2 separate regions of the Homo sapiens genome follow, and region 2 is linked to region 1. A link is a loop called in an ENCODE intact Hi-C map of the cell type or tissue named here. Cell type or tissue: uterus. All regions are shown on one strand. Each heading gives the region's core, and the rest is flanking DNA. Links, peaks and the distances in the headings are about the cores only. Region 1 overlaps ZNF496-DT (ZNF496 divergent transcript). Region 2 overlaps ZNF670 (zinc finger protein 670).

Region 1 (15,582 bases), core at 5,105-13,104:
GAGGCAGAGGTTGCAGTGAGCCGAGATCATGCCACTGCACTCCAGCCTGGTGACAGAGCGAGACTCTGTCTCAAAAAAGAAATAGGCTAAGCTAGCAAGAGGCTTGCTGCCATAGACAGCTAAGGATGGTGTTTACTCATGGGGTGCCTTAAGTATCCCACAAATTTGTGAGAGGCTGCCAGCCACAGACCTGTTAATCTGTGATAACTCCTGTGATTGGACTTTCCCAGGACTAACAGGGACAAACAAGCATTGCCATGACAAAAGTCCCTTATGTATGGGACTTAATACAAATGACCTTGAGTGCTCGGCACATTCAGAGCAGAGTGTGCTGCTTAGTATCTTACTTGTCAGGGGGTTCCCAGTCTTTTTAGACTGGTGATGTGGTTTGGCTGTGCCCCCACCCAAATCTCCACTTGAATTGTATCCCCCAGATTTCCCACGTATTGTGGGAGGGACCCAGGGGGAGGTAATTGAATCATAGGGGGCTGGTCTTTCCCATGCTATTCTCATGATAGTGAATAAGTCTCATGGGATCTGATGGGTTTATCAGGGGTTTCTGCTTCTGTTTCTTCCTCATTTTCTCTTGCCGCCGCCATGGAAGACATGCCTTTCGCCCTCCGCCATGATTCTGAGGCCTCCCCAACCATGCGGAACTGTAAGTCCTATTAAATCTCTTTTTCTTCTCAGTCTCGGGTATGTCTTTGTAAGCAGCATGAAAACAGACTAATATAGTAAATTGGTACCAGTAGAGGGGGGCATTGCTGAAAAGATGCCTGAAAATGTGGAAGCAACTTTGGAACTGGGTAACAGGCAGAGGTTGGAGGGCTCAGAAGAAGCAGGAAAATGTGGGAAAGTTTGGAACTACCTAGAGACTTGTTGAATGGCTTTGACGAAAGTACTGATAGTGATATGAACAATAAGGTCTAGGCTGATGTGGTCTCAGATGGAGATGAGGAACTTGTTGGGAACTGGCTGTTGCCCAGACTGGAGTGCAGTGGTGCCATCTCGGCTCACTGCAACCTCCGCCTCCTAAGTTCAAGCAATTCTCCTGCCTCTGCCTCCCGAGTACCTGGGATTACAGGTGTGCGCCACCATTCCCCGCTAATTTTTCTATTTTTAGTAGAGACTGTGTTTTGCCATGTTAGCCAGGCTGTTTTCAAACTCCTGACCTCAGGTGATCCACCCACGTTGGCCTCCCAAAGTGCAGGGATTACAGGCGTGAGCCACCGAGTCTGGCTGACTCTTGTTATGTTTTAGCAAAGAGAATGAAGGCACTTTGCCCCTGCCCTAGAGATTTGTGGAACTTTGAACTTGAGAGAGATGGTTTAGGGTATCTGATGGAAAAAATTTCTAAGCAGCAAAGCATTCCAGAGGTGACTTGGGTGCTGCTAAAAGCCTTCAGTTTTAAAAGGGAAACAGAGCATGAAAGTTTGGAAAATTCGTGGCCTGACAATGTAAGAGAAAAGAAAAACCCATTTTCTGGGGAGAAATTCAAGCTGGCTACAGAAATTTGCAAGTAAGTAGCAAGGAGCCTAATGTTAATCCCCAAGACCATGGGGAAAATGTCTCCAGGCCATGTCAGAGACCTTTATGGCAGCCCCTCCCATCACAGGCCTGGAGGCCCAGAGGAAAAAGTGGTTTTGTGGGCTAGGCCCAGTGTCTCCAGGCTGTGTGCAGCCTGGGGACTTGGTGCCCTGTGTCCCAGCTGAAAGAGACCAATGTACAGCTCAGGCTGTGGCTTCAGAGGGTAGAAGAGGGTGGAAGCCCCAAGCTTTGGCAGCTTCCATGTGGTGTTGAGCCTGTGGGTGCACAGAAGTCAAGAATTGAGGTTTGAGAACCTCTGCCTAGATTTCAAAGGGCATATGGAAATGCCTGGATGCCCAGGCAGAAGTTTGCTGCAGGGGTGGGGCCCCGATGGAGAACCTATGCTAGGGCAATGCAGAAGGGAAATGTGGGGTGGGAGCCCCCACACAGAGTCCCTACTGGGGCACCACCTAGTGAAGCTGTGAGAAAAGGGCTACCATCCTCCAGACCTCAGAATGCTAGATCCACCAACACCTTCCACCATGCACCTGGAAAAGCTGCAGACACTCAACACCATCCTATGAAAGCAGCCGGGAGGGAGGCTGTATCCTGCAAAGCCACAGAGGCAGAGCTGCCCAAGACCATGGGAACCCACCACTTGCAGTAGTGTGACCTGGATGTGAGACCTGGAGTCAAAGGAGATCATTTTGGGAGCTTTAAAATTTGACTGCCTTGCTGGATTTCAGACTTGAATGGGCCCTGTAACCCCTTTGTTTTGGCCAATTTCCCCCATTTGGAACGGCTGTATTCACCCAATACCAGTACCCCCATTGTATCTAGGAAGTAACCAGTTGACTTTTGATTTTACAGGCTCATAGGTGGAAGGGACTTTCCTTTTCTCAGATGAGGCTTTGGACTATGGACTTTTGGGTTAATGCTGAAATGAGTTAAGACTTTGGGGGACTGTTGGGAAGGCATGATTGGTTTTGAAATGTGAGGACATGAGATTTGGAGCCACCAGGGGTGGAATGATATGGTTTTGCCATGCCTCTACCCAAATCTTAACTTGAATTGTACCTCTCAGATTTCCCACATGTTGTGGGAGGGACCCAAGGGGAAGTAATTGAATCACGGGGGCTGGTCTTTTCAATGCTATTCTCGTGATAGTGAATAAGTCTCACAAGATCTGATGGATTTATCAGGGGTTTCTACTTTTGCTTCTTCCTCATTTTCTCTTGCTGCTGCCATGTAAGAAGTGGCTTTTGCCCTTTGCCATGATTCTGAGGCTTCCCCAGCCCATGTGGAACTGTAAGTCCAATTAAACCTCTTTTTCTTCCCAGTCTTGGGTATGTCTTTGTAAGCAGAGTGAAAATGGACTAATACAACTGACCAACACACATGACCCAAAAGTCCCAAAAGTCATGCCACTCCCCCAACCACTCCCCGGGTTGGTAGAGACCAAGCAAGAGTGCTCCCCACTTGGTCACAAGTCAGGCTCTTGAGAGCCTGACATAAAAGATATTAAGCAAGATGAGAGGGAATCTTTATGACAGCAAGACAGAGACACAGGAAAAAAAAGAATGTTTCTGAAAGGAAAAAGATCAGACAACATGAAATAGTCATACCAAAAATAAACCAGCGTTTGTGTGTCTAAAATTAGCCTGTATAAATGCTTTTCTTGGCTGGGTGCAGTGGCTCACCCTGTAATTCCAGTACTTTGGGAGGCCAAGGCAGGAGGATTCCTTGAGTCCAGATGTCAGATATATTTGAACAAGAGGGACTCCATCTTGAAGATGGGCTGGGTAAAAAAAAGCTGAGAACTGCTGGGCTCCCAGGAGCTTAGGCATTCTTAGTCACAGGATGAGTTAGGAGGTCAGCACAAGATACAGGTCACAACAACCCCACTGATAAAGCAGGATGTGGTAAAGAAGCCGGCCAAAACCCACCAGAACCAGGATGCTGATGAAAGTGACCTCTGGTAATCCTCACTGCTCATTATGTGATACTTATTATAAGGCATTAGCGTGTTAAAAGACACTCCCACCAGCACCACCACAGTTTACAAATACCATGGCAACATCCAGAAGTTACCCTATATGGTCTGAAAGTGGGGAGGAACCCTCAGTTCCTGGAAATCCAGTCCTCTTTCCCGGAAAACTCATGAATAATTCACCCCTTGTTTAGCATACAATCAAGAAATAACTGTAGGTATACTCGGTTGAGCAGCTCACACCACGGCTGTACCTATGCAGTAGCCATTCTTTTGTTTCTTTTACTTCCCTAATAAACTTGCTTTTACTTTACTCTATGGACTCGCCCTGTATTCTTTCTTGTGGGAGGTCCAGTAACCCTCTCTTGGGGTCTAGATTGGGACCCCTTTCCAGTAACACAGGAGTTTGAGGCCAGCCTCAACAACTGAGACTCCATCTCTACAAAAAAATCAAAAAGTTAGCAGGGAATGGTGGAGTGCACCTATGGTCCCAGCTACACAGGAAGCTGAGGCAGGAGGATCCCTCGAGTCCAGGAGGTTAAGTCTGCAGTGAGCCATGACTGTCCCGCTGCACTCCAGCCTGGGCAACAGAGCTGATTCTAAATAAATAAATAAATTCTTTCTTTCCATTTATCTTAAATTTGGAAAAGGAAAAGGAAACAGTTTTACTGTCTGCTTGATTGGATTGCACAGACAGATGCTGTTTGAAATGTTTCTTCCTTGGTGCGGTAAAGAAATAGCACTTGAACATGAATTTAATTTATTTAGTAAGGCCATTTTTACTTCTTGCAGAAAGGGTACACTCATCAGCAGTTTTGCCATGAGAGTGCATTGAACAAAGGAGACAGGGTCATTTATAACCTGACGCGTCCTCCCTACTGCTGTGTCTGGTTTCCACTGGCTGGAGCGGGACCTCACATTCTGTATTTGTCTCGATTGGCTAGCAACTTAGAACTTTTTAAAAGAGGCAAAGGTAGAGGGGAACAAAGGAAAGAGGAAGTAACTGGTGGAATGCTGAGAAAGGTAAAAACACCTTCAAATAAGGAAGAGGAACAGGCTGTGACCTAATGCTTACTTGGACCAGTATAAGCATGCCAGGGCAGATATTTAGGCTAAATTGTGGGAGCTAAGAACATAAAGAACATTGATTTCTTTATTACGGCTAGCAGATATTTAAGAATGTTAGCACAGGTCTTTGAATAAATTTTGCTTCTAATAGAAGTTACTATTTATTCCTAATTAGATGGGGAGGAAAGTCTTTGAAGAGGAACCTCTACTTTACTTTTTACAGATGCCAAGAATCTAACTACTCCCAAATTCTTCCCCTTCTGCTGGCCTGTCAGGCCCCAGGTTCCTTGGACTCCTGGCTTCAGAAGAGCTAAACAGTTTTGGTGATCCTGCTCACAGCGCCAAATCTGTAGGGGCCAAGAGAAAGCTGCTTCACTCTCTGAAGTTTTGCTGCAAAATCAACTGACAATAGGCAGATTAACAGGGAGATAAGCATACAAAATTTTATTTTAACTCACATAGCATGGGTAATTGTAGGAGAATGATTACTGTGCCACTGGCTTTTTTTTTTTTTTTTTAAGACGGAGTCTCCCTTTGTCGCCAGGCTAGAGTGCAGTGGCGCGATCTCCACTCACTGCAACCTCCGACTCCCTGGTTCAAGTGATTCTCCTGCCTCAGCCTTCTGAGTAGCTGGGACTGCAGGCATGCGCCATTACGCCCAGCTAATTTTTGTATTTTTAGTAGAGACGGGGTTTCACCATGTTGGCCAGGATGGTCTCCATCTCCTGATCTCGTGATCCTTCTGCCTGGACCTCCCAAAGTGCTGGGATTACAGGTGTGAGCCACCGTACCTGGCCCAGTATCTCTTTTGTTACTTGGTTATTTCACTTGGCATAGTGTCCTCAAGATTTATCCCTATTGTCCATATAACAAAATTTTGAATTTTTTTTTTTTGAGACAGAGTCTGGCTCTGTCGCCCAGGCTGGAGTGCAGTGGTGCGATCTCGGCTCACTGCAAGCTCCGCCTCCCGGGTTCACGACATTCTCCTGCCTCAACCTCTGAGTACCTGGGACTACAGGCGCCCGCCACCACGCCCGGCTAATTTTTTGTATTTTTAGTAGAGACGGGGTTTCACCGTGTTAGCCAGGATGGTCTCGATCTCCTGACCTTGTGATCCACCCGCCTTGGGCTCCCAAAGTGCTGGGATTATAGGTGTGAGCCACCGCGCCTGGCCAATTTCGTCTTTTAAAAGCTGAATGAGTATTCAGTTATTTGTGTTTTTCAAATTGTCCTTATCCGTTTTTTCATCGAGGGAGTTTGGTTGCCCCCACTGTATTTTAATGCAAAACAAAAGGAAAATTTCCCAGGTTGAGAGGAGCAGTAAAGCCTGAAGTATCACTCTCTGCCCAGACCTCAGTGGTGGGCTTGCTTTGAGCATTCTTAGGCAGCCCCACTTCCCTTAGGCACTTCCCTTCCCTTTGTTGATTAAAGAAGAAACTGAGGCAAAATTAATATAAGTGGAGTTTATTTGGGCCAAGTTTGAGGACTGTAAGCCGGGAGAGATAGATTCAAGTTGCTCTGAATATATCCTCCAATTAGCAGCAGTTGCAAGTGAGTTTTTAAAGGATGAAAGAGGCAGTTCCTCAGCTGTTTATAAAAAATTTACATTAAAATAACATAAGCTATTGGTTAGCTATACATTTTTCTTTGTATCACAAACGCTAGCAACATGGAGATAATAGGTGATGCAGCTAGTCAGGAACAAAATGCCTTTAAACAACTGCCCCCGCCTTGCCCCCGCCCCCCCATACTGCTGTCTCTCTGAGCCTGATAAATTTTGTATGCCTCCCGGGGAATTGTTTGAACCCGGGAGGCAGGGGCTGCAGAGAGCCTCGATTACATCACTGCGCTCCAGCCTAGGTCACAGAGCAAGACTCTGTCTCAAAATAAATAAATAAATAAATGTTGTATGCCTTACATAACTCAGAATGTTCTCAGCTACTCTCTCTTCTCACCTCCAGGAATGGGAAAGTGAAGATGCACTCCCAGTGGAGGAGGGTTTATTATGGCTCCAAGCACAGTGTCTGCTCTTACTACTCATTAGCAGTCGTGTAGCCTATTCTAAAATTAAAGTGTCTCGAGTGGGACAAATCCTGAAAAGAATGTTTTTTACAAGTAATGTGCTGCTACTGGGGATTCTGGGGTGATCCATCCTGGGACAGTCATCCTCTGCACCCTGTCTGGCCTGGGGCCAAGGAGTGATCTTGAGCAGTCACTGCAGTGGCTAACCCTGGAATCTAAGGCCTGCCCAGAATGCACATCCAGAAGCCCTAGAATGCGGGGGAAAAAGCCGTATTTGCACATCCAGAAGCCCTAGAATGCGGGGGGAAAAGCCGTATTTGCACATCCAGAAGCCCTAGAATGTGGGCGACAAAACCGTATTTGTGCTTCTGTTACTGGAAAGGGGTCCCAATCCAGACCCTAAGAGAGGGTTTTTGGATCTCGCACAAGAAAGAATTAGGGTGACTCTGTAAAGTGAAAGCAAGTTTATCAAGAAAGTAAAGGAATAAAGATTGGCTTCTCCACAGACAGAGCAGCCCCAAGGGCTGCTGCCTGCCCATTTTGATGATTATTTCTTGATGATATGCTAAACGAGGGGTGGATTATTCATGTCTCCCCTTTTTGGACCATACCGGGTGACTTCCTGAGGTTGCCATGGCGTTTGTAAACTGTCATGGCGCTGGCGGGAGTGTAGCAAGGAGGACAACCAGAGGTCACTCTCGTGGCCATCTTGGTTTTGGTAGGATTTGTCCGGCTTTTTTACTGCAACCTGTTTTATTAGCAAGGTCTTTATGACCTGTATCGTGTGCCTACCCCCTATCTCATCCTGTGACTTAGAAAGCCTTAACTGTCTGGGAGTGCAGCCTTCCAGGTCTCAGCCTCAATTTACCCAGCCCATGTTCAAGATGGAATTGCTCTGGTTCCAATGCCTGTCACAATTCTGCGGTATTCCAGCCGTGCAGGTGCTGCGGAGACGTGGCGTCCATTCCCGGGACTAGTGGGAACACGCACATGCACATTTAGTAAAGGGTGACCGTGGAGAGGCACAGGCCCTGTTTTTTTTTTGTTTGTTTTTTGAGACACGGTCTCGCTTAGTTGCCCAGGCTGGGGTGCAGTGGCGCGATCTTGGCTCACTGTAACCCCCACCTCCTGGGTTCAAGCGATTCGCATGTTCCTGGCCTCGTGTGATCCACCCGCCTTGGCCTCCCAAAGTACTGAGATCGCAGGCCTGAGCCTGTGATCCGGTCGCTCCTGTCGTTTTGTTTGTTTGTTTGTTGTTGTTTGTTCGTTTTTGTCGCCCAGAGCTGGAGTACAATGGCACAATCTCAGCTGACTGCAACCTCCGCCTCCCGGCTTCAAGCAGTGCTCCTGCCTCAGCCTCCCGAGTAGCTGGGATTACAGGCGCGCGCCACCACACCCGGCTAATTTTTGTATTTTTAGTAGAGACGGGGTTTTACCATGTTGGCCAGGCTGGTCTCAAACTCCTAACCTCGTGATCCGCCCGCCTCGGCCTCCCAAAGTGCTGGGATTACAGGCGTGAGCCGCTGCGCTCAGCCCACTATGGTCGTTCTTAAAACAAATTGCAAGGTCATGCGTTTTCCTCCCAGAAGAGTGATAGACCCATCCCTGGCACTGCCAAATTTAGCTGGAGCTGAATTGTTCCGCAAGTTGTACTTGGCTGTGACCACCAGAGGGCGCCGAGGACAGTACGGACGCCGTCAGCGTCTCGGTCACATCCTTCCGTGTCCAGCTAGAAAATGAATGGGAAACCCGGGCACTGAGGCTCACGCCTGTAATCCAGCACTGCAGGGGGCGAGGCGGGCGGGTCACTCGAATTTAGGAGTTTGAGACCAGCCTGGGCAACATGGTGAAGCCCCATCTCTACTGACAGTACAAAAAAAATATGCCGGGCGCGGTGGCTCACGCCTGTAATCCCAGCCTAGGCGGGCGAATCACCTGAGGTCAGGAGTTCGAGACCAGCCTGGCCAAAATGGTGAAACCCTGTCTCTACTAAAAATACAAAAATTAGGCCGGGCGTGGTGGCTCACGCCTATAATCCCAGTACTTTGGGAGGCCGAGGTGGGCGGATCACGAGGTCAGGAGTTCAAGACCAGCCTGACCCACATGGTGAAACCCCATCTCTACTAAAAATACAAAAAAAATTAGCCGGGTGTGGTGGCATGTGCCTGTAATCGCAGCTACTCAGGAGGCTGAGGCAGGAGAATCGCTTGAACCCAGGAGGCGGAGGTTGCAGTGAGCTGAGATAGTGCCATTGCACTCCAGCCTGGGCGACATAGCGAGACTCCATCTCAAAAAAAAAAAAAAAAAAAAAAAAAAAAAATATATATATATATATATTTAGCCGGGCGTGGTGGCGCGCGCCTGTAATCCCAGCTACTCCCGAAGCTGAGGCAGGAGAATCGCTTGAGCCCGGGGGCGAAGGTTGCAGTGAGCCGAGATCGCGCCACTGCACTCCAGCCTGGGCAACCGGGTGAGACTCCGTCTCAAAGAAAAAAAAAAAAAAGAAAAAATGAAACGAATCGGGGCGTGTTACATCTCGAAGCCTGGCTTCTTTAACAGCTTCCCCAGCGCCCCAGTCTATGTTACTGGGAGTGTGAAAGCGACCAGCCCTGCAGAGGCTTCCCCGCGCCCCGCGCCCCGCGCCCCTCGCCAACCCCCGGTGCGAGCCCAGGGCACCGAGCCCCGCAGCCGCTCAGGCCCACCCGGTGCCTGCAGCCAGCGCACACTGGGTGCTGGGACCAGCACTGAGCGCCTTTTCTGTTTTTTCTTACAAGGTTGGGTTTCAGCCGAGCAAGTCTGAGGCCCCTTTCCCGCGCCCTCTGGTGGAAAGTGTTCGCTTTTCTGTCCACCCATGTGAAGGATTCACCCCGACCCTCCTCAGGTGGCCTTTACTTTGCAGGAGCAAAGCAAGGTACGGGACATTGTTCCCTCTTTTCTGTTTCTGCCTTTTCTTTCTCCTCTGCCCCCTCCCCGCCTCCGTATTCCTCCCTCTTCCTCATTATTTCTTCTTCCTTCTTCCTATTGAATTTGGGATTGAAAAGTTTGAAGCTCCTAAAGGAGGCCAGCCAGCTGGTTGGCCTCCGTCTTGCTGACTTTGGGCAGTATCATGGCTTTGTTTAGAGTTGGTTGTGAGAAGGAAATAAACCATAACACTTCGGTACATGTGTGTTATTTGTTGATACACAGGCGCACACACACAAATGTGAATGGGCGCTTATATATCATTATTTCCCTCTCGATATATCTTTATCTATATTTAGATATTTTGGAGGCATACCTTTTATCCAGGATGGCTCTGTTCGCAGAGGGTTGAACTGTGGACGAGGCATCTCGGTTTTTTGCTTTTGCAGTTTACATTGTGTGTGGTGGGGTACATGTCTGTATTATCTGCACAAAAATTAAAACAATTTTTAAAAAATTTCAGTTGGATGAGGAGATACATGTATGTGGCACACAGCTTTCTTCACTTAGCAACACGTCAGATGCAGCGTAGATGTGCGGATGAAACCACCATTGCAAAATTATCACTGAGACAGTCAGAGAAACCTGACATGGCTGACTCCATGTTGCTTTTAGCCTCACAGGCTGGCTCTCTTAGCTCATTCCTAAGCATGGGCCTGAAACTGCCATTGCAAAATCGTAACTGAGACAGCAAAAGAGACTTGACCTAACCAACTCCATCTTGCTTCTAACCTCCAAGCTGTCCTTGTTCATTCCTGGGTGTAGGCTGAACTAACTTTGGGAGGAACTTAATTTATAGTTTAAAACAAAGACGATAAGACGATAACAGCCCTTTCTCAAAACAAACATCCTTCCTGACTGGGGACTAGACTGCCTTTGTAGGATTAACAAATTAGCCACAAGATCAGAAATTATAGTTTAGGAGTCATGCAGCTGGAGGCTCTAAGATTGTGACCCTCCCTAAACCGCTCAGTGCTTGAGATGTTTTACAGACCCTGCACTTAATGGATCAGCTGGCACCACCCAGATGGATAAACTGGCTCATGTGATCTTGTGGCCCCCACCCAGGAACTGACTCAGTGCAAGAAGACAACTTCAATTCCCTATGATTTAATGTCCTACCGAATCAATCAGCACTCCTGACACACTGGCTTCCCCTCACCCACCAAATTGTCCTTAAAACCTCTGATCTCCAAATGCTTGAGGAGACTGATTTGAGTAATAATAAAACAAGGCTCCTGCACAGCCGGCTCTGCGCGAATTACTCTTTCTCTACTGCAGTTCTCCTGTCATGATAAATCGGCTCCATCTAGGCAGCCAGCAAGGTGAACCCACTGGGTGGTTACAGGCCACGCTAAGTTCGGGAGAAATTTAGTTTATGGTTTAAATGATAACAGCCCTTCCCCAAAACTAAACTGCCCTGGTAAAACTAATGAAAGGCCGCCAAGTTAGGAGGATGACAGGGGCCTGAATTCTACTGAGCCGTAAGCGTAATTACCGGCCATTATTCCAGAGGACACAAGATTTGCAACTTGCCTAATTACTCCTGCAAAGAACATCGCTACTGTAGCACCTGAGAATGGCCTTTTGAGATGTGTTTTCAGGCTTTTGCACTTCTGACAACTGATGGCTGCACTTGGACTCGCCAGCCGGTCCCGCGTCCCCACCAGAAGCAGAGTAAGCACAAGAGGACAGCTCCGACTCCCTAGGATTTCAGCTCTGACCAGTCGCACGCCTGGCTCACTGGCTTCCCCACACCCACCAAGTTGTTCTTAAAAACTCTGCTGCCCGAATGCTCAGGGAGAGTGATTTGAGTAATAATGAAACTGTTGTCTCCTGCACAGTCGGCTCTGCGTGAATTACTCTTTCTCTATTGCAATTCCGCTCTCTTGAGAAATCGGCTCTGTCCAGGCAGCAGCAAGGTGAAGCCACTGGGCGGTTACACTGATATGATTCCCCCTTTGCAGTTTTTACTCTCTTGGTGCTGCAAACAGTTCCTCACTGAGGACCCTTGTACACGTATCACTGTGAGCATGAATCCGAATTTCTTTAGGAGACATACATACTAGTGGGTATGTGCATGTTATGTAATTTCTCTTAGCACTGTTTCCTCACTCATCAAATAAGGATCAAGTAGTTCTCACCACACAGGGTTATTTTAGAAATAATTTAGTATACATAATATACAATGCAATAACAAGTACTGATGTCTACTTCTTTTAGGTTATATGATAATACCTTATACATAGTACATGTGTGATTATATATATTGCAATGTAGAGTACGATCTATAATTTACAGAACTGTTGTTTATATATAACAAATGCTGTCCTTGCGATAGTTTGCTCAGAATGATGGTTTATGTATACATATGTAACAAACCTGCACGTTGTGCACACGTACCCTAGAACTTAAAGTATAATTTTAAAAAATGCTATAATTCATGTGGTGATTATTATCTACCAGTTACATCATCGATAGAATGAGGACGTTGTTAACGGTACACGCCAGACAGGATGGCTGTGAGGATCTGTGATAATAAGAATTAGATATTTGGTCTTTGTCCCTGTTTCCTGATGGAGGCTTCTAAACCCCTTGGAATTCCCTGACTGATAGGGGCAAGAGGAAATCTTTTGTTATTCCTAACGAGCCCCTTTCATCCATGCCTGTGTTTATGCTAATGAGGTGACTCCTGGAGGATGAGGGCTGGTTGCCAGGGGAATCAACTTTGCCTTGCAACTTTCAGCTCCAGTCCGTGACTTCCAGGGAAAGAACAGGGGCTGGAGATTGAGTTTAATCGCCAATGACCAGTGATTTGATCATTCATGCTTAAATAATGGAACCATAAGAAACCTAAAGAAAAGGTTTGGAGAGCTGCTGGGTTCAGGAGCACATTCGTGTGCTGGGAGGGTGTTGTGCCTGGTGAAGGTGTGGAAGCGCTGACTCTGCCTCGCATACCTTGTCCTGTCTGTGTCTTTCATCTGGCTGTTGCTGAGTTGTGCTGTTTATAATAATAAACTGGTAACAGGAAGTAAAGCACTTTCCTGAGTTTTGTGAGCCCATTCTCTTGATTTACCAAACCTGAGATAGAGGGATTGTGTGTGGGAACCCTTGAATTTATAGCTGGTCAGTCAAAAGTGCTGGTTAACAAACCTGGAACTTCCATGAAGTGGGGGCAGTTTTGTGGGACCAAGCCCATAACCTGTGGGATTTCACTCTAGCTCCAGGTAGACATGTCAGAATTGAATTGTAGGATACCTAGTTGGTGCCTGCTGTGTAGAAGAAAAAAACCCACAGGTTTGGTGTCAGATGTGTTGTGAGTAAAACTGTTACAGGAAAGCGGTCTCTGTCCAGACCCCAAGTGAGGGTTATTGGATCTCGCGCAAGAAATAATTCAGGGTGAGTCCATAGAGTAAAGTGAAAGCAAGTTTTTTAGGAAAGTAAAGGAACAAAAGAATGGCTACTCCATAGACAGAGCAGCCCTGAGGGCTGTGGGTTGCCCATTTTTACGGTTATTTCTTGATTATATGCTAAACAAGGGGTGGATTATTCATGCCTCCCCTTTTTAGACCATATAGGGTAACTTCCTGACATTGCCATGGCATTTGTAAACTGTCATGGTGCCGGCGGGAGTGTAGCAGTGAGGACGACCAGAGGTCACTCTCATAGCCATCTTGGGTTTAGTGGGATTTGGCCGGCTCCTTTACTGCAAACTGTTTTATCAGCAAGGTCTTTATGACCTGTATCTTGTGCCGACCTCCTATCTCATCCTGTGACTTAGAATGCCTTAACCATCTAGGAATGCAGCCAAGTAGGCCTCAGCCTCATTTTACCCAGCCCATTCGAGATGGAGTAGTTCTGGTTCGCATGCCTCTGACAAAGCCAGTTCAGAGAATTAAGTAGGGTGATGTTTACAAAGTGCCTTGCATACCTCTTGGACATAATTTTTCATAAGGATTGAATTAACATTATCAAGAAAAATGAATCAAGTTCATTTTAACTAGTGCATATAAATCTGATAGGCATTGATTGTGCACCTATTTGCAAAGCATGGTGCTGATCCCTGGAAGAGACGGGACAAGGAGGCAACTGTATGTAGGGTGCCCTGTGAGTGTGCATATAAGAGGCGTGGATTAGGACAGACACATATTGAGGGAAGAGCATGTGAGGACACAGCAAGAGGGTGGCCATCTACCAGTAAAGGGGAGAGGCCTCAGAAGAAACCAAACTTCCAGTAACGTGATTATTTTAACAGGGACAACAGATGGCTCTGGGTGGTTCCAGGCACCATGACTGACAGATTTGGAGGTGGAGGGGTGTTTCCAGGAGAACAGAGGAGGCTGTCTATCATCCTGAGGCTCTTGGACAGGAGCTGAGAAGTACAAAAGCACCCTCTGTCAGGGAAGGGATGTCGGCAGCTTGGCTCTTGTTATGGCAGTGGTAAGGGAGCTGATGGGAGAACACCTTCGCATAAAGCAAACAGAACACTTGCAATGTGAATGGAGAACCTTACTGATATGAATAATTTCAACATTTGGAGGTATAACATAGACACCCGAAACCTGGAGAGTAAAGAGCACGCTAGCATCACGTGCGGCCAACCTGGCCACGAGCTGCTCTCCCCGCCCTCCCCGCACACGTGTCCCTTCAGGGAGGGAGAGGAAGGTCATGACCTGGCTGCGCTGCTCGCCCCACACACGTGTCCCTTCACGGAGGGAGGAGGAAGGTCGTGCGATGCAGGTGTTGCTCCTTGCGTCATTCCCTGAGCTCCCTTTGTGTGTCAAGCAATCTGGGCACTGGGTACGCAGAGATGAATATACTGGGGCCCATGGACCCGAGGCCATGGACTAGTTGGGGGCCAGACATAAACAAATACAATGTGGGACATAACCCCATCCAAGAGCGCACAAAAACACAATGGCCGCCGAGGAGCAAGCCCTTCTTGTCCTGCCTCCAAAAGCCAACTCTGGTTTCTTTTTTTTCTTTTTTCTTTTCTTTTTTTTTTTTTTTGAGACAGCGTCTCACCCTGTCCCTCAGACTGGAGTGCAGTGGCACGATCTTGGCTCACTGCAACCTCCCGGGTTCAAACACTTGTCCCGCCTCAGCCCCTGAGTAGCTGGGATTACAGGCACGCGCCACCACACCCAGCTAATTTTTGTATTTTTAGTAGAGACAGGGTTTTCTCATTTTGGCCAGGCTGGTTTCGAACTCCTGACCTCAGGTGATCCGCCTGCCTTGGCCTCCATAGTGCTGGGGTTACAGGCGTGAGCCACCGCACCCCGCCGCCAACTCTAGTTTCTAAAATATTTTAATATCTGCAGGGATTACTTTTTCATCTTTACACTTCCTTTTCAGAGTTTTCTGGCTTTTCTCACATTATTCTGTGTAGTTCTCCCTTTTCTCCCCCAACTATGTTAACTATTTAGATTAACTGGGGGAGAAATATCAGATTTCTGGGACTGAGCTGATATGGTTTGGATCTGTGTCCCTACCAAATCTCCTGTTGAATTGTAATCCCCGATATTGGAGGTGGGGCCTGGTGAGAGATGATTGGATCATGGGGGAGGAGTTCTGATAAATGGTTTGACACCATCCCCTCGGTACTGTCTTCGAGATCCTGAGTTTTCATGAGGTCTGGTCATTTAAAAGTGTGTGGCACCTCCCCCTCACACTTTCTTGCTCCTGCTTTGGCCATATGGTGTGTGTGCTCCCCCTTTGACTTCTGTCATGATTGTAAATTTCCTGAGGCTTCCCCAGAAGCTAAGCAGATGCCAGCAGTATGCCTCCTGTACAGCCTGCAGGACCGTGAGCCAATTATACGTCTTTTCTTTATCAATTAGCCAGTCTCAGGTATTTCTTTAGAGCAAGGCAAGAACAGTCTAATACATGAGACTTCTTAGCCTAGGGCATGGTTTATCTCAGCCTTTGTTCAAGCTTTCTTTGGTGACTCTCAGTACTTAAAACATTTCTTCATATAGATCTTGCACATTTCTTGTTAAGTAAATGTCTAGGTG
Region 2 (15,582 bases), core at 3,841-11,840, 330 kb before region 1:
TTGCACAAGTCATCTTGTTACACAATTAGGTGACATGCTTAATTCTCCCCAGCATGGGGACATTCTTCCTTTCTGCAACTTCACACACACAAAATCCCTGGAGCTGTCCCAAGTGTGTACAGTAATAACGTTCACATGGCTACTCCAAGCATCCAGTGATGGCAACCAAACGAGATGCAGTTACCACAGAGCAGTAGTCTGACTTTTGATAATCAGGAATAAAGAACCCAGTGGTGAAGGTGCTGGGTCACTGCCTCAATGTGGGGTACCTTGGAAACTGCCTGCCAAACACAGGTCAAGGTGGAACATACATCCTCCTGGGGAACGGCTGGTCAACCAGTCATGTCTAGGAGTTGAGAGTTCTACTGTGGGAAGAGGTGGCAACAGCTGATAACACAAAGCACTGTGTAGACCAAAGTGAAAGTCCACCATCAATTGCTGTTTCTAATTCAGGTGACTTCTGTTATATTATGGAACCAGTTAGACAAAAGCAGGTAGTTAAAGCTGAAAAGATATCATCAGTCATGGTTGGTTCATTCTGTTGGTAATGCCAATTGTTTTCACAGTCTCATGGGTGACAGGAAAAATTAGGACCCTAAGACTACTGGGAAAAACACGTGACACCCATGAGTGTACAGATAAGATTGAGAGAAGTTATTAGTTACATACATTCATAGACAAAAAAGGGAGGGTTCTGTAAACGAGGCTGGTCCACACAAGACTTGCACTACGGAGCAGATAGAACAAACAGGGTGTAAGGGGAATGCTTTGTAGTATCAAGAACGTGAGATGCTTCTTGGTTCTCATAAGGATGCAATTGGTTTGTTTAAATGCATCTGTGGAATGGTAGGCAACTGAAATATGTTAGGCTACAGACTGATAAGATCAAAATAGTATGTTATAATGCCATAATCCTGTAATATACAATTTATTGTAGTGCTAATTACACATAATATAAACTAGTTATGCATAATTCATAGTAACTTACAAAACTGTACTATACCACATATTATATAGCTACTTATACACATATAAGTATACATGTAGACATGCTATATATACAGATGATGCTATACTATATGGTATACTAGGGCACACCAATTTGACTATAAATGCAAAAGGCCCCAACAATACACTGGAAAATTGAACGTTATCAATATGGGTTGAGTGTTTCTTATCTGAAATACTTGGGAACGGAAGTGCTTTGGATTTCAGACTTTTAACATTTTGGAATATTTGCAGAAAACTTACTGGATGAGCATCCCTAATCCAAATATCAAAAATCCTCTAATGAGCATTTCTGTTGAGCATAAGACTGGTGCTCAAACAGTTTTTGACTTCGGAGCATTTCAGATTTGGTATTGGAATCTGGGGTTTACAGATGTTCAACCTGTAGATAAAATACTTATATTCCATGATGAAGACAAATTTCACCCAGATAACCATAATATATTTATATCTGAAAGCCAGTTAACGTAATAGACTATCAGTAGAATGCCAAAAACCACAAATCATCTCAATAGATGCAGAAAAAAACATGTCATAAGAGTTCAACACTCCTTTACCATGAAACAATAAATAAAAAACACAAGAAAACTTCCTGAGCCTGTTTGAGAATATTTATGAAAAATCCACAATATACTTGATGGTGAGACTGAATGCTTTCACACGCAGATTAGACAAGCATACTGTCCAATCACAGTTCTCTCTTCTTAATTCAAAGTAAAAAGTGGGCCAGGTGTGGTAGCTCATGTCAGTAACCCCAACATGTAGACAGGCTGAGGCAGGAGGATAGCTTGAGGCCAGGAATTCAATACCAGCCTAGACAATACAGCGAGATCCCATCTCTATAAAAAATTTTTAAAATTATATAATTAGCTGAGCATGGTGGCATGTGTCTGTAGCTCCAGCTACATAGGAGGCTAAGGTGGGAGAATCACTTGAGCCCAGGAATTTGAGGCTGCAGTGAGCTAAGACTATTATTACCACTACACTTCAGCCTAGCTGACAAAGTGAGACCCTCTCTAAAAACATAACATTTTTTAAAAAAGTGAACTATGCAAGTAACAGCCAAAACTCATGACAGAATAAAGGAAAGAAAATGAAAATAACAATGTACATGAGACTATATAAACTTCACATACATGCAAATTAATAACAATTCTTTATTAGCAAAGAAAACAGAAGAAAATCTTTACAACAAAAAAGTAGTTTTCCCATAAAAAGGTAGAATACACACACACACACACACACACACACACACACATGAACTCATTTTTCATTGGTCCATTAATTAGAGAACAATTAAACAACTACATGAAAATTAAAATTGCCTACTATTAGAAATACATTTCAACTTAGTCTAGGGATCCAACAAATTTTTAAATGAATAGACAAAAATTATGTTAACTGATGAGAAACAAAACACAGCCTATTAAGCTCATGTACTATGGCTTATAAAGTATCTGTGAAATTCTCAGCTCCATGATTCCCTGCAAAAAACTGAAAATCTAAAGTATAGACACCTTCTTTAACAATGAACCACTGATAAAAATATATTTGAAAGCGGCTGGGAAAATAAAGTGTTCTAACACATTTTTCGTATTTTATGACGTTCTTTCCCAGGACGGGTCCTTCTAAGTTTTAGAAGGGAACTAGGAAAATTGCATACATTCTAATCTTCCTTACATGTGTTGGGTTTCTCTCTAATTTGAGTTTTTAATTTTTTCACGTGTTCTAATGAAACTAGAATAACTGAAAGCTTTAACACACTTCTTACATTGACAGAGGTGTTTTGTTGTTGTTGTTTTTTACCACATATAAGCTCTTTCATGCTTTCGAAGGGAACTGGAACAACTGAAGGCTTTACCACATTTCTTACATTCATAGGGTTTTTCTCCAGTATGAGTCCTTTCATGGCTTCGAAGGGCACTGGAAGAAGTAAACGACTTACCACATTCCTTACATCCATAAGGTTTCACTCCAGTGTGAGTTCTTTCATGCTCACATAGGTTACTAGAATATTTGAAGGCTTTACCACATTGTTTACATTCATAGGGCTTTTCTCCACTGTGAGTCCTTTCATGGACTCTGAGGACTCTGGAACATCTAAAGGCTTTGCCACATTTTATACATTCATAGGGTTTTTCTCCAGTATGCGTTCTTTCATGTATTCCCAAGTAAGTGGAACGACTGAAGGCTTTGCCACATTCCTTACATTCATAGGGTTTCTCTCCAGTATGAGATCTTTCATGTTGGCGAAGAGAACTGGAAAAAGTGAATGATTTACCACATTTCTTACATGCATAGGGTTTCTCTCCAGTATGAGTTCTTTCATGTTCACGAAGATAACTTGAATAATTGAAGGCTTTATCACAATGTTTACATTTATATGTTTTCTCTCCAGTGTAAGTGCTCTGAGGCATTTGAAATACACTAGGAAAATCAAAAGGCTTCTCATACACTGGACCCTTATAAGGCCCATTACTAGTGTGTGTTACCATGTGTCTGTCAACACTGGTGAGAGAGATAAAGGCTTTCCCACATTGTTTGCAATGATATAACTTCTCTGGACATTCCTCACACTCAAATAGTTTGTTTCCAATGTGAGACAGGATGTGCCTATGAAGGGCTGAATGACATATGAAGACTTTTCCACACACACTGCATTCACATGGCTTTACTCCAGTAGAAACTTTCTTATTCAGATTCAAATTTGAATCCTGGCTGAAGGTTTCTCCATATTGACTGCCTTCTTTAATTTCAAACAGTCTCTCTACCACATGACTGCTGTAAAAATGATAAACATCATTAATGGTACATTTATTCATGGTTTACATTGCTACTAATACCATGGAAAATGCAAGTTTCCTGCCATATCTAAATTGTTTTAAAGTAAATAAATTAATTACTGTAAGATATGGGTCCCCCATAGCTATTATCATTATTATCATAATTGTGATAGTCACATGTACAGTATCTTGGTGGTGTTTCCAAGTAAAATATTCTGAAAATATTGAACATCAATGTTACATTCAGGTGTATTTTTTGCTAAGACTTTTCTGGAAAAAAAAAATTTCTAGTGGTTCTTAGTTGTTTTGTCTGTTTTAAAAACTTATGACATGCTAAGATTCCCTCAAGGGGCATTTTTGCTCTTGTGAATGCAAATTACCTTAGATTTCTCCCAGGATTTTTGAAGTCATCTTGGATATTCTGGTCTTCTGATTTGTTTCCTAAAAGGTACAACCATAAGATTATTCAAATGATTAGAAACTTTAAAAATTGCTAGATTCAAGGTTCACTATACACTGTGACCATAACTAATTTTTTTCACCAAAGTACTCCCTTTCCACATGCCAAATCAGGAAACATTCATAACCAAGAAACACTTGTTTTCTTCTTCTTTTCTTTTTTCTTTCTTTCTTTTTTTTTTTTTTTTGAGACAGATTGTTTCTTCGTTGACCAGGCTGGAGTGCAGTGGCTCAATCTCGGCTCACTGCAACCTCCACTTCCTAGGTTCCAGCAATTAACCTGTCTCAGGCTCCCAAGTAGCTGGGATTACAGGCGCCTGCTACCACGCCTGGCTAATTTTTTTATTTTTTTGGTAGAGATGGGGTTTCACCATGTTGGCCAGGCTGGTCTTGAACTCCTGACCTCAGGCGATTCACCCGCCTTGGCCTCCCAAAGTGCTGGGATTACAGGTGTGAGCCACCACGCCCAGCCAAAACACTTGCGTTGTAATCAACTACGTGAATAAGTGTTGTTATTCTTACCTACAGAAGCCAGGTTCCTGAAGATTTCTTGCATCACATCTCTGTAGAGATTCTTTTGAGAAGGATCCAGCAAAGCCCACTCCTCCTGAGTAAAGGCCACAGCCACATCTTCAAATGACACTGAATCCTAGAATATCGCACATATGTGGAGAGGAGGATGGCTTAGACAGACAGTACTAAGAATCTATACTCATCTCATAAAATCGTAACATAATTCTGCAGACTTCAAACATTTCTTCCATGACCTGGTCATCAGAACTTTACTCTCTGTCTGCACTTACTGCTGCCCACTCAACATTCTTCATGCTAAAATGAAACTATTCAGAAAGTCAACAGCAGAGTAGGAACACCTGTCTCATTGGCAGGTGCAGGGAATAAACTGTGCTGTAAGAAATGAGGTCACCCCTAATTTCTATGTGTAGATTTTATCTTAAGGGCCTCTCATAACGAAGTCATGCTATTTGTTGTGTATAACAGTTAGTATTAAGTCTTAAGACTACATATCCTTAGAAATACCTGCTCACAAAGTCTGACCTTTTGGTGTGAGAAAATAGATTTTTTTGACGGATCTCATCACCCTAAGTGAGTGGTTCACAATATGTAAACAATCTTATGCAAACAATATATTATTCGCTGAACTCCAGTTTTGTTTTGTTTCTGAAAGCCTACTACTTTACTCCATTCTTGCAGTGGTACCTAGGGGATCAGCTCTGAAAAACACTCTGAGCATTAAGTCTCTAATGAGCATTCTTGGTAAACAATATTTCTCATATGCTGTTACAACTTGTTAACTGGAGAAATGAGGCATCAACGTGATTATAATAAGAAAATATTTGGAAGCTTGCAAGTAGTTTACTCCAGACCAAATTAAACCCAGTTGTAAATAAGACTGATAATTTATCTTTAATAACAAACAAAACAATTTTAAAATTTCTATTGGATAACAACAAAGTGCAATGGAGTAAGTGGAAAGATAGTACGTGTGCTTAGAAGAAACTCAATGTCATCAAGATATCACCTCTTTCAAATAGCCTTAAAAAATTCCATCAATCCCCAAAACAGACACTTTATTAGCAACTGAAAACTACTTTTCCAAACCTAACAAAAAAAAAATGTCTAAGAATTGTCAAAGTCTTCCAAACAATAGGGCAATGGCTTCCTTACCATGTATCAGAATTTTCAAACTATAATATTCAGGACAGTATTAATGTGGAGATAAACAAATAGTCCAAAAGGGAAAAAAGTTTTAAATAAGCAGGAATTTATTTTTATTTTATTTTTTTATTTTATTTTTTTGGTGAGATGGAGATTTACTCTTGTTGCCCGGGCTGGAGTGCAATGGCGTGATCTCGGCTCACCACATCCTCCGCTGCCTCCCAGGTTCAAGCGATTCTCCTGCCTCAGCCTCCCGAGTAGCTGAGATTACAGGCATGTGTCACCACGCCCAGCTGATTTTGTATTTTTAGTAGAGACAGGGTTTCACCATGTTGCCCAGGCTGATCTTGAACTCCTGACCTCAGGTAATCTGCCTGCCTTGGCCTCCCAAAGTGCTGGGCTTACAAGCCACTGTGCCTGGCCTGTAAGCAGGAATTTTGTATGTAAAGTTCATTAATGACAGAGCATTCCAGAATAGTGGAAGAAATCAAAAGCACTTTAAAACATACAGTAGAGCAAATTGGTACTAACTGAAAAAGTACATTGCATTCCCCTCTATTCCATGAACAATAATCAAGTTCTTTATTTCAAATATGAAAGACAAAACTAAAATACGTTCAGACTTCGAAGGAAAACAGGGGTATTTTTGGACAGAAAAATGGGCAGAATTCATTTAAACAGAAAAAAAGGAACTGGCAAATTCACATATATTAATATTCAGGAAATTAAAAGGCAAAAAGCAGTGGGAAAAAACTGTAATACATGCAATATAAAAGAATTAGTATGAAGTGTAAAAATGAACACGATTTAAAAGTGAGAAAATAAGCAAAGCATACTTAAAAGAAGATGAAAGACCACCTATTTTTTTAAAAAGTCAACTTCCTTGGTAATGAGAAAATAGAAAATAGTCAGGTATATGACATTTGAAATTGACTAGAAGAAAAAAATCAACTCCATGTGATGACGGCCATGGCAAACGGGTTACTCACGAAGGAAGGAGGAGTCAACTGATACCCTCCATTGCTCTAATTTGAACTTACCACAATGTGTAGCCCATTAATTTTTCTAAAATGTCCAGAGAATTTACGGTGCATTTGCACTTGGAGATGTGGCATAAAATCATAGGAGCATTATTTTTCCCAAAAGCAAAAAAATACAATTGAAAAAGCCCTCACATCAGAATCATTAAAATGGACGGCTGAATTAAATGGTCCACAGCCTCAGGCACTAGCATGTGTGAAACATACTGACACAAGGAAATCACCAATAAACCTTTTTGTTTTAATTCCATTCATACTCATTTTAGAAAGTTCAAGTAAAGCAAAATGGAACTGAAAAATTACAGATGATAAAAATGCAAAAAAGTAGCCAAACAATCACAACAGTGGTCAACTAAGAGATAAGTCTAGGTGGGAACCATCAGAAAACTCTTAATGACTGTAGGAGGCCCAGTTAAGAATCTTAATTATAATTTCCAAGTTGCTTCAACTATTGTTACTAAAACTCTTGACAAATGTTTTACTCATTCTTACTGTATTTCTTAATAGAAAACTTAAAAATTAATTAAAATGTAAAAGAACACAATTTTTATGTTTCTTTGCCTTATAACGTGATCTGAGTCGTGATTTACAGATTTCACAGAAATAAGTAAATTGAGCAGCACAGCTCACAGTGCTAGTTGCTCAGCAAGCAGCTAAAGTACACACCAGATACCAGGCGGCAGAACCGATTAGCAAGTCATTGCGAGAGAAGACAGAACCACATGGTGGTGGGCAATGTCTGAACATTCTGCTAGTGGTACTAAGTGCGATGGTCACGGGCAGAGATGTGTTTGGAAAGGGTAGGAAATTATTACTCAGAAAATTGACACTTGTGGATCCATTAGGTCAGGCCTTTCAAGGTGGTTTGATATGGTTTGAATGAGGAAGAAAAGGAGCCAGGCCTGTGTTTTCTGTTGAGGGTAGGTGGAAAGCTAGGATGAGAATTCAGTTTCAAGGGAAAAGATTTACATGGTTTCAATCTGCTGCCAAAACCCAGAGAGAGCACCCAGGCTTGTTTTCACCATATCCTGATGTGACGTCAGAAGTAGAAGAAAGTAAGTTTAGGATTAAAAGTTGACAGCAGTGAATTAAAGAAAAAAATGGAGACAGACACTTCTGATTTCCAGTAGAGCAAGTAGGCATAAAAGGCAATGGTCAAGCTTCCTAGGTTGAGTTCTGAGTTCCATGAAAATGTCTGACCCCACCACGCTGTCTGAGCTACTGAAATGTTATTACCAGAGGCTCTTTCCCTATTCTCTGTACTGTAACTGGCTCAACTACAGCAGAGTGATAAAGAATTACTCCCAACACTGTGAATTTTCATTCACATTGAAAGATGACATTACATTCGATACCAATCCTTCAACAACCAGAGTGATCTGGAAAAGGAGATGCAGAAAGTGAATCCATACAAGATTGATATAGGTGCAGTATATTCCCACAGACCCAATCAACACAATACAGTGAGGCTGGGAGCTTTCCAGGCTCAGGAAAAAGAACTGGTGTTTGACACTGACATGACAGACATGACAATGTGAGGAGATGCTGTAGTTCTGCAGATACATGTTCTACGTGCTGGACCCTCATGACAAGGGCCATACGCATCACTAACACAGCACTGAAGGAGGACTTTGGATTTAAGCATTGTCTCTGGGTATATTCTGGAAGGAGGGGTGTACATTGTTTGGTCTGTGATAAATCAGTTAGAAAACTGTCTTCGGTGGTATATTCTGGGATAGTTGAGTATTTGAGCCTTGTAAAGCATGGTCAAGATGTTAAAAAGAAAGTTCACCTAACTGAAAAAATTCACCCTTTTGTCAGAAAATCTATAAACATAATAAAAAAAACTTTGAAGAATATGCCTTGGTTAATCAAGATATTCTCAAAAATAACAAAAGCTGGGATAAGATTTTAGCCCTTGTTCCTGAAACAATTCAGGATGAACTTCAACAAAGCTTCCAAAAGTCTCACAATTCACTTCAGCATTGGGAGCACCAGCAGATGTCAGAATAACATCAAAAATCAAAATGTGGATCCTGGCTGCAGTGGGAGATTATGCTCCAGGACTGTTTCCACGATGGGGTATCAATGTCAACAAAGAAATCAATCATTTACCGCAGAGCCCTTTTAGCGTTCATCCTAAAACAGGTCGCATTTCTGTGCCTACTGATTTGCAGAAACTGGATCGGTTTGATCCATTTACTGTTCCAACCATAAGCCTCATCTGCCATGAACTGGATGCCATTTCCACTAATGAAGAGGAAAAAAGGAGAATTAAACTGAATCTGATATTAAACATAGAACCAGAGATATAAGACCAGTCTAGCACCTTATGTGAGTTTTTGAACAACTTCTTGAAAACCTGGGTAAACACCGAAAAAGAGAACTTCTTAAGAAGAGTGATTTACAAAAAGATTTCAGAAGACAATGCTCCTCAAACCAATGTGGGTATCTTCTGCCTTCAACCAAGGATCAAATGCTCCAAGAGCCATTTAACAAATACAGCAGAACTATGTATGTGTCTTAATGCTCAAAGTAAATTTTCCTTTGCTTGAGAAATAATTTATGTTGAAAAGATTTCCTGAGACCACCAAAGGAGACTGTCAAGGTTCACGGAAGGAGCAATAAAAGGAGAAATAATTGGAAAAAAAAAACCCCAAAAAACAAAGGCAACATTCAGGCTATTATTAGAGTCTTTAACAGATGGTGGCAAAGTAGCGCAGAAAATGGAGCACTTACACACTGCTGGTGGGAATGTAAATTAGTTCAGCCATTGTGAAAAGCAGTTTGAAGATTTCTCAAAAAACTTAAAACAGAACTACCTTTTGACCCAGCAATCCCATTACTGGATACACACCCAAAGGAATATAAGTTGTTCTACCAAGAAGACACATGTACCTGTATGTTCATCACAGCACTATTCACAATATCAAAGACACGGAATCAATCCAAATGCCCATCAATAGTGGACTGGATTTTTTAAAAAGTGGTACATATACACCATGGAATACTATGCAGCTATAAGAAATTAAATCATGTCCTGTGCATAAACATGGCCACAGCTGGAGGCCATTATCATAAGCAAATTAATGCATTGACAGAAAACCAAATACCACATGTTCTCATTTATAAATGGAAGCTAACTGTTGAGTATACATGGACACAAAGATGGGAGCAACAGACACTGGGGCCTACCTGAGGGGGAGAATGGGAGGAAAGTGAGAGTCAAAAAACTACCTATCAGGCACTATGCTCACTATCTATGTGACAAAATCATTTATGCAGCAAAACACAGAAACATGAAATTTACTCATGTAACAAATCTGCATATGTACCCCCCAGAACACAAAAGTTAAAAAAAAAAAGCAACATTCACATTCACAATAAAAGGCAAATAAATTTAACTAAACAATTCTAAGATTAACCATTAAAGAACTGAGTTCCCAGTAAAAACTACCAAACCAAATTAGAGAGACAGAGAGGCACATCCAGAGAATCGTAACTCACTTGATGAGAAAACCATAAGAATCCTCTAAGAGTAGCAGTACGTGTATAGGAAAAACCAAACTGAAATTGGTGAGCTGCTCAAGTTTGAGAACATCTCCTGGGTGCCCAGGCTTAGGGATCCCCAGTAATTTATGAGTTTTACATCCACAAACATTACCAGTTGATACGGTTTGGCTGTGTGTTTCCTCCAAATCTCATGTTTAAATGTGACCTCCAATGTTGGAGGTGGGCCTAGGGGAAGGCATCTGGGTCATGGAGGCAGATATCTCATAAATGACTCAGTGCTGTCCTTGAAGTAATGAGTTCTCTGTTGGTTCACAGGAGAGCCGGGTATTTAAGAGGCTGGACCTTCCTCCTCCTCTCTCTGACTCCCTCTCTCACCATGTGGCTTGCCTGTTCCCCCTCTGCCTTCCGTCTGAGGCATCACCAGAAGCCAAGCAGCTGCCGGTGCCATGCTTGTACAGCCTGCAGAACCGTGAGTCAAATAAACCTACTTTCTTTATAAACTACCCAGTCTTAGGTATTACTTTATATCAATGGAAAAATGGAATAATACATAAAATTGGCACTGAGGAGTGGGGTGTTGCTATAAAGATACCTGAAAATGTGAAAGCAGCTTTGGAACTGGGTAACATGCAGAAGCTGGAAGACTTTCAAGGGCTCAGAAAAAGACAGGGAGATGAGGAAAATTAGAACTTTTTAGAGAGTGGTTAAGTGATTGAAACCAAAATGTTGACAGAAATATGGACAGTGAAAGCCAGGCCAATGAGGTCTTAGATGGAAATGACAAAGTTTTGGTGAGCTTGAGCAAAGGTCACCCATGTTACACCCTGGCAAAGACTTGGCTGCATTGTGTCCAATGCCCTAAGGATTTGTAGGAGGTTTAATTTAGGAGTAATAACTTAAGAGTCTCCAGAGGAAGACATTTCTAAGCAGCAAAGGATTCAAGAGGTGGTATGGTCGCTTCTTTGCCCCCACAATCAGAAGTGATTTAAAGTTGAAACATGATTAAAAGAGAAGCAGAGCATAAAAGTTTGGAAAATGTGCAACCTGGCCCTGTGGTAAAGAGGGAATCCAAGCAGCCTGTGGAGCAATGACTTGTAAGAGAGAGTTGCACAACTAAAGGGGAGCCAGGTGCCAACAGCCATGAGGCTAAGAAAAAGACCTGTAATGCATTTCAGAAAACTGTGGCAGCCCCTCTCACCACAGGCTCAGGGGCCTAAAAGGAAAAAGTTTGGGGTACCAGGTCGAAAGCATCACTGCCCTGTGCAGCCTCAGGACACTGCTCCTTGCATTCCAGTAGCTCTGGTTCCAGCTTTGGCTAAAAAGGCACCATATACCACTTGGGCCACGGTTCCAGAGGGCACAAGCCATAAGCCTTGGAGGCTTCCGCTTAGTGTTAAGCCTGCAGGTGCATAGAATACAAGAGTTAAGGAAGCTTGGTAGCTTCCACCTAAATTTCAGATGTATCAGGAATGTAGGTGCCCAGGCAGAAGCCTGACATGAGTGGAACCCCACAGGCAGCCTCTACTAGGGCAGTGCCAAGAGAAATGTGAGGATGAAGCCCCCACACAGAGTCCCCACAGTGGCACTGCCTAGCGGAGCTGTGGAAACAGGGCTGCTGCTTTCCAGACCCCAGAATGGTACAGCCACAAGCAGAAAGCACTGTGAGCCTGGAAACGTTGCAAGCATTTGACTCTAGTATGTCAGAAGTCACATGGGCTGCATCCAGCAAAGCCACAGGAATGAGGTTGCCCAAGGCAACAGGTAAATACACCGGTTCCAAATGGAAGAAATGGCCAAAACAAAGGGGCTACAGGCCCCATGCAAGTCCAAAATCCAGCAGGGCAATAAAATCTTAATGCTCCAAAATGATCGCCTTTGACTCCATGTCTCACATCCAGGTCCTGCTGATGCAAGAAGTGGACTCTCATGGCCTTGGGCAGCTCCACCCCTATGGCTTTGCAGGGTACAGCCCCATTCCTGGCTGCTTTCACAAGGTGGCATTGTCTGTGACTTTTCCAGGTACACACTGTAAGCTGTCAGTGGATCTACCATTCTGGGTCTGCAGGATGGTGGCTCTCTTCTCACAGCTCCACTAGGCAGTGCCTCAATGGGAGCTTTGTGTGGGAATTCCAACCCCACATTTCCCTTCCACACTGCCCTAGCATAGATTCCCTATGTGGGCTACACCACTGCAGCAAACTTCTGCCTAGACATCCGTGTATTTCCATACATCCTCTGGAATTGTGGCAGAGGTTCCCAAACCTCAATTCTTAACTTGGCTTTGTGTGGGGATTCCAACCCCACATTTCCCTTCCACACTGCCTTAGCATAGATTCTCTATGTGGGCTACACCACTGCAGCAAACTTCTGCCTAGACGTCCATGTATTTCCATACATCCTCTGAAATTGTGGCAGAGGTTCCCAAACCTCAATTCTTAACTTGGCTTTGTGTGGGGATTCCAATCCCACATTTCCCTTCCACACTGCCTTAGCATAGGTTCTCCATGTGGGCTAGGCCACTGCAGCAAACTTCTGCCTAGACGTCCGGGCATTTCCACACATCCTCTGAAATCGTGGCAAAGGTTCCCAAACCTTAATTCTTAAAGTTTTCTGTACCCACAGGCCCAACACCAAGTAAAGGCTGCCAAGACTTGGGGCTTGAACCCTCTGAAGCAATGGCCTGAGCTGTACATTGGTCTCTTTTAGCCACAGCTAGGACACAGCACCATGTCCCAAGACTACAAAAAGCAGCAAGGCCCTGGGTCCCGGATCATGAAACCATTTTTTTCTCCTATGCCTCCAAGCCTGTGATGGGAGGGACTGCCGTGAAGACCTCTGACATGTCCTAAAGACATTTTCCCCATTGTCTTGGCAATTAACATTTGGCTCCTCATTACTTACATAAATTTCTGCAGCTGGCTTAAATTTTTCCTCAGAAAATGGGTTTTCTTTTCTATCACATCATCAGGCTGAAAATTTTCCAAACGTTTATGCTCTGCTTCTCTTTTAAACATAAGTTTCAATTACAGACCACCTTTTTTTGAATGCATAAAACTGAATGCTTTTAAGAGCACCCAAGTCACCTCTTGAATGCTTTGCTCTTTAGAAATTTCCTCTCCCAGATACCCTAAATCATCTCTCTCAATTTCAAAGTTCTGCAGATCTCTAGGGCAGGGGCAAAATGCTGCCAGTCTCTTTGCTAAAGTATAGCAAGAGTCACCTTTGCTTCAGTTCCCAAGAAGATCCTCATTTCCATCTGAAACCACCTCAGCCTGGACTTAACTGTCTATATCACTATCAGCATTTTGGTCAAAGCCATTTAACAAGTCTCTAGAAAGTTCCAAACTTACCCACATCTTCCTGTCTCCTTCTGAGCCCTCCAAACTGTTCCAACCTCTGCCTGTTACCCAGTTCCAAAGTAACTTCCACATATTCAGGTATCTTTATAGCACCACCCCACTCTCTACAGTACCAACTTACTGTATTAGTCCATTCTCACATTGCTATAAGAAAATACCTGAGACTGAGTAATTTGTAAGGGAAAGAGGTTTAATTGACTGACAGTTCCACATGGCTGGGGAGGCCTCAGGAAATACAATCATGGCAGGAGGCGAAGGGGAAGCAAGGCACCTTCTTCACATGGTGGTAGGAAGAAGAATGACTGAAGGAGAAACTTGCCAAACACTCATCAAACCATCAGATTTCGTGAGAACAATTACTTCCACCTGGTCTCTCAATTCAAGGTGAGACATTGGGTGGGGACACAGTCAAATCATATCACCATCTCAATGCCGCTCCTTGTTATTGGTCTGTTTAGAGTTTCTATTTATTTCTTATTTAATCTAGGAGAGTTTCATAATTCCAGGAATTCATAAATCTCCTCTAGGTTTTCTAGTTTGTGCACATAAAGTTGTTGAAAGTAGCCTTAGTAATCTTTTGTATTTCTGTTGTATTGTTTGTAATACCTCCTGTTTCATTTCTTTTTTTTTTTTTTTTTTGAGATGGAGTCTCACTCTGTCATCCAGGCTGGAGTGCAGTGGTGCAATCTCAGCTCACTGCAACCTCCACCTGCCGGGTTAAGTGATTCCCCTGCCTCAGCCTCTTGAGTACCTGGAATTACAGGAATGTGTCACCATGCCCAGCTAATTTTTGTATTTTTAGCTGGTCTCAAACTCCTGACCTCACGACCTGCCCACCTCGGCTTCCCAAAGTGCTGGGATTACAGGCATGAGCCACCATGCCTGGCCCTCCTGTTTCATTTCTAATTGAGCTTATTTAGATTTTCTCTCTTCTTTTCTTGGTTAATCTCACTAATGGTATATCAATTTTGTTTATCTTTTCAAAGAACCAGCTTTTTGTTTCATTTATCTTTTGTATTTTTTGTTTGTTTCAATTTCATTTAGTTTTGCTCTGATCTTTGTTAGTTCTTTTATTCTGCTGGGTTTGGATTTGGTTTGCTATTGTTCCTCTAGTTCTTTCAGGTGTGACCTTAGATGGTCTATTTGTACTCGTTCAGACTTTTTAATGTAGGCATTTAATGATACAAACTTTTGTCTTAGCACTACCTTTGCTGTATCTCAGAGGTTTTGATAGGTTGTGTCACTACTATCATTCTGTTCAAAAAGTGTTTAAACTTCTATCTTGATTTCATTGTTGACCCAACAGTCAGTCATTCAGGAGCAGATTATTTAATTTCCATGTATTTGCATGGTTTTGAGTGTTCCTTTTGGAGTTGATTTCCAATTATACTCCATTGTGGTCTAAGAGTGTACTTGATATGATTTTGATTTTCTTAAATTTATTGAGACTTGTTTTGTGGCCTATCATATGGTGTATCTTCAAGAATGTTCCATGTGCTGATGAACAGAATGCATACACTGCAATTGTTGAGTAGAATATTCTGTAAATATCTGTTAAGTCCATCTGTTCTATGATATAGTCAAGACCATTGATTTTTTTGTTGGCTTTCTGTCTTGACCTGTCTAGTGCTGTCAGTGGAGTATTGAAGTCCCCCACTGTTATTGTGTTGCCATCTATCTCATTTTTAGGTCTAGTAGTAATTATTCTATAAATTTGGAAGCTCCAGTGTTAAGTGCATATGG

What was found. Peaks named below come from ENCODE experiments on the same cell type or tissue, not always from the same donor. Only the 100,000 strongest peaks of a DNase experiment are listed, where the experiment ranks them.
Region 2: a loop joins it to region 1, with 9 times the contacts of the local background. A loop is called at or near these places in 15 of 110 quality-filtered maps.

The regions. Positions count from the first base shown.
Region 1 is chr1:247,364,626-247,380,207 of GRCh38, forward strand. It overlaps ZNF496-DT (ZNF496 divergent transcript), which reads left to right. Exons shown (of 3, transcript NR_168399.1): 2 at 9,382-9,518; 3 at 10,032-12,607. Among named protein-coding and RNA genes, the nearest start is that of ZNF496-DT, 40 kb to the left of the region's middle. RefSeq lists a silencer at 9,267-9,316. In uterus, for the core only: CTCF peaks have their summits at 8,276 (motif pointing right) and 9,368; DNase peaks (open chromatin) are centred at 6,786, 8,276 and 9,426; H3K4me3 peaks cover 448 bases.
Region 2 is chr1:247,034,639-247,050,220 of GRCh38, forward strand. ZNF670 (zinc finger protein 670) reads right to left here. Exons shown (of 4, transcript NM_033213.5): 2 at 4,773-4,899; 3 at 4,172-4,232; 4 at 1-3,789. The coding sequence ends at 2,811. The region is part of intron 1 of ZNF670-ZNF695 (ZNF670-ZNF695 readthrough (NMD candidate)); the gene reads right to left. It also overlaps the pseudogene LOC100420880. Among named protein-coding and RNA genes, the nearest start is that of ZNF695, 34 kb to the left of the region's middle. RefSeq lists a silencer at 10,826-10,993. In uterus, for the core only: no CTCF peak of the experiment used is centred there; no DNase peak of the experiment used is centred there.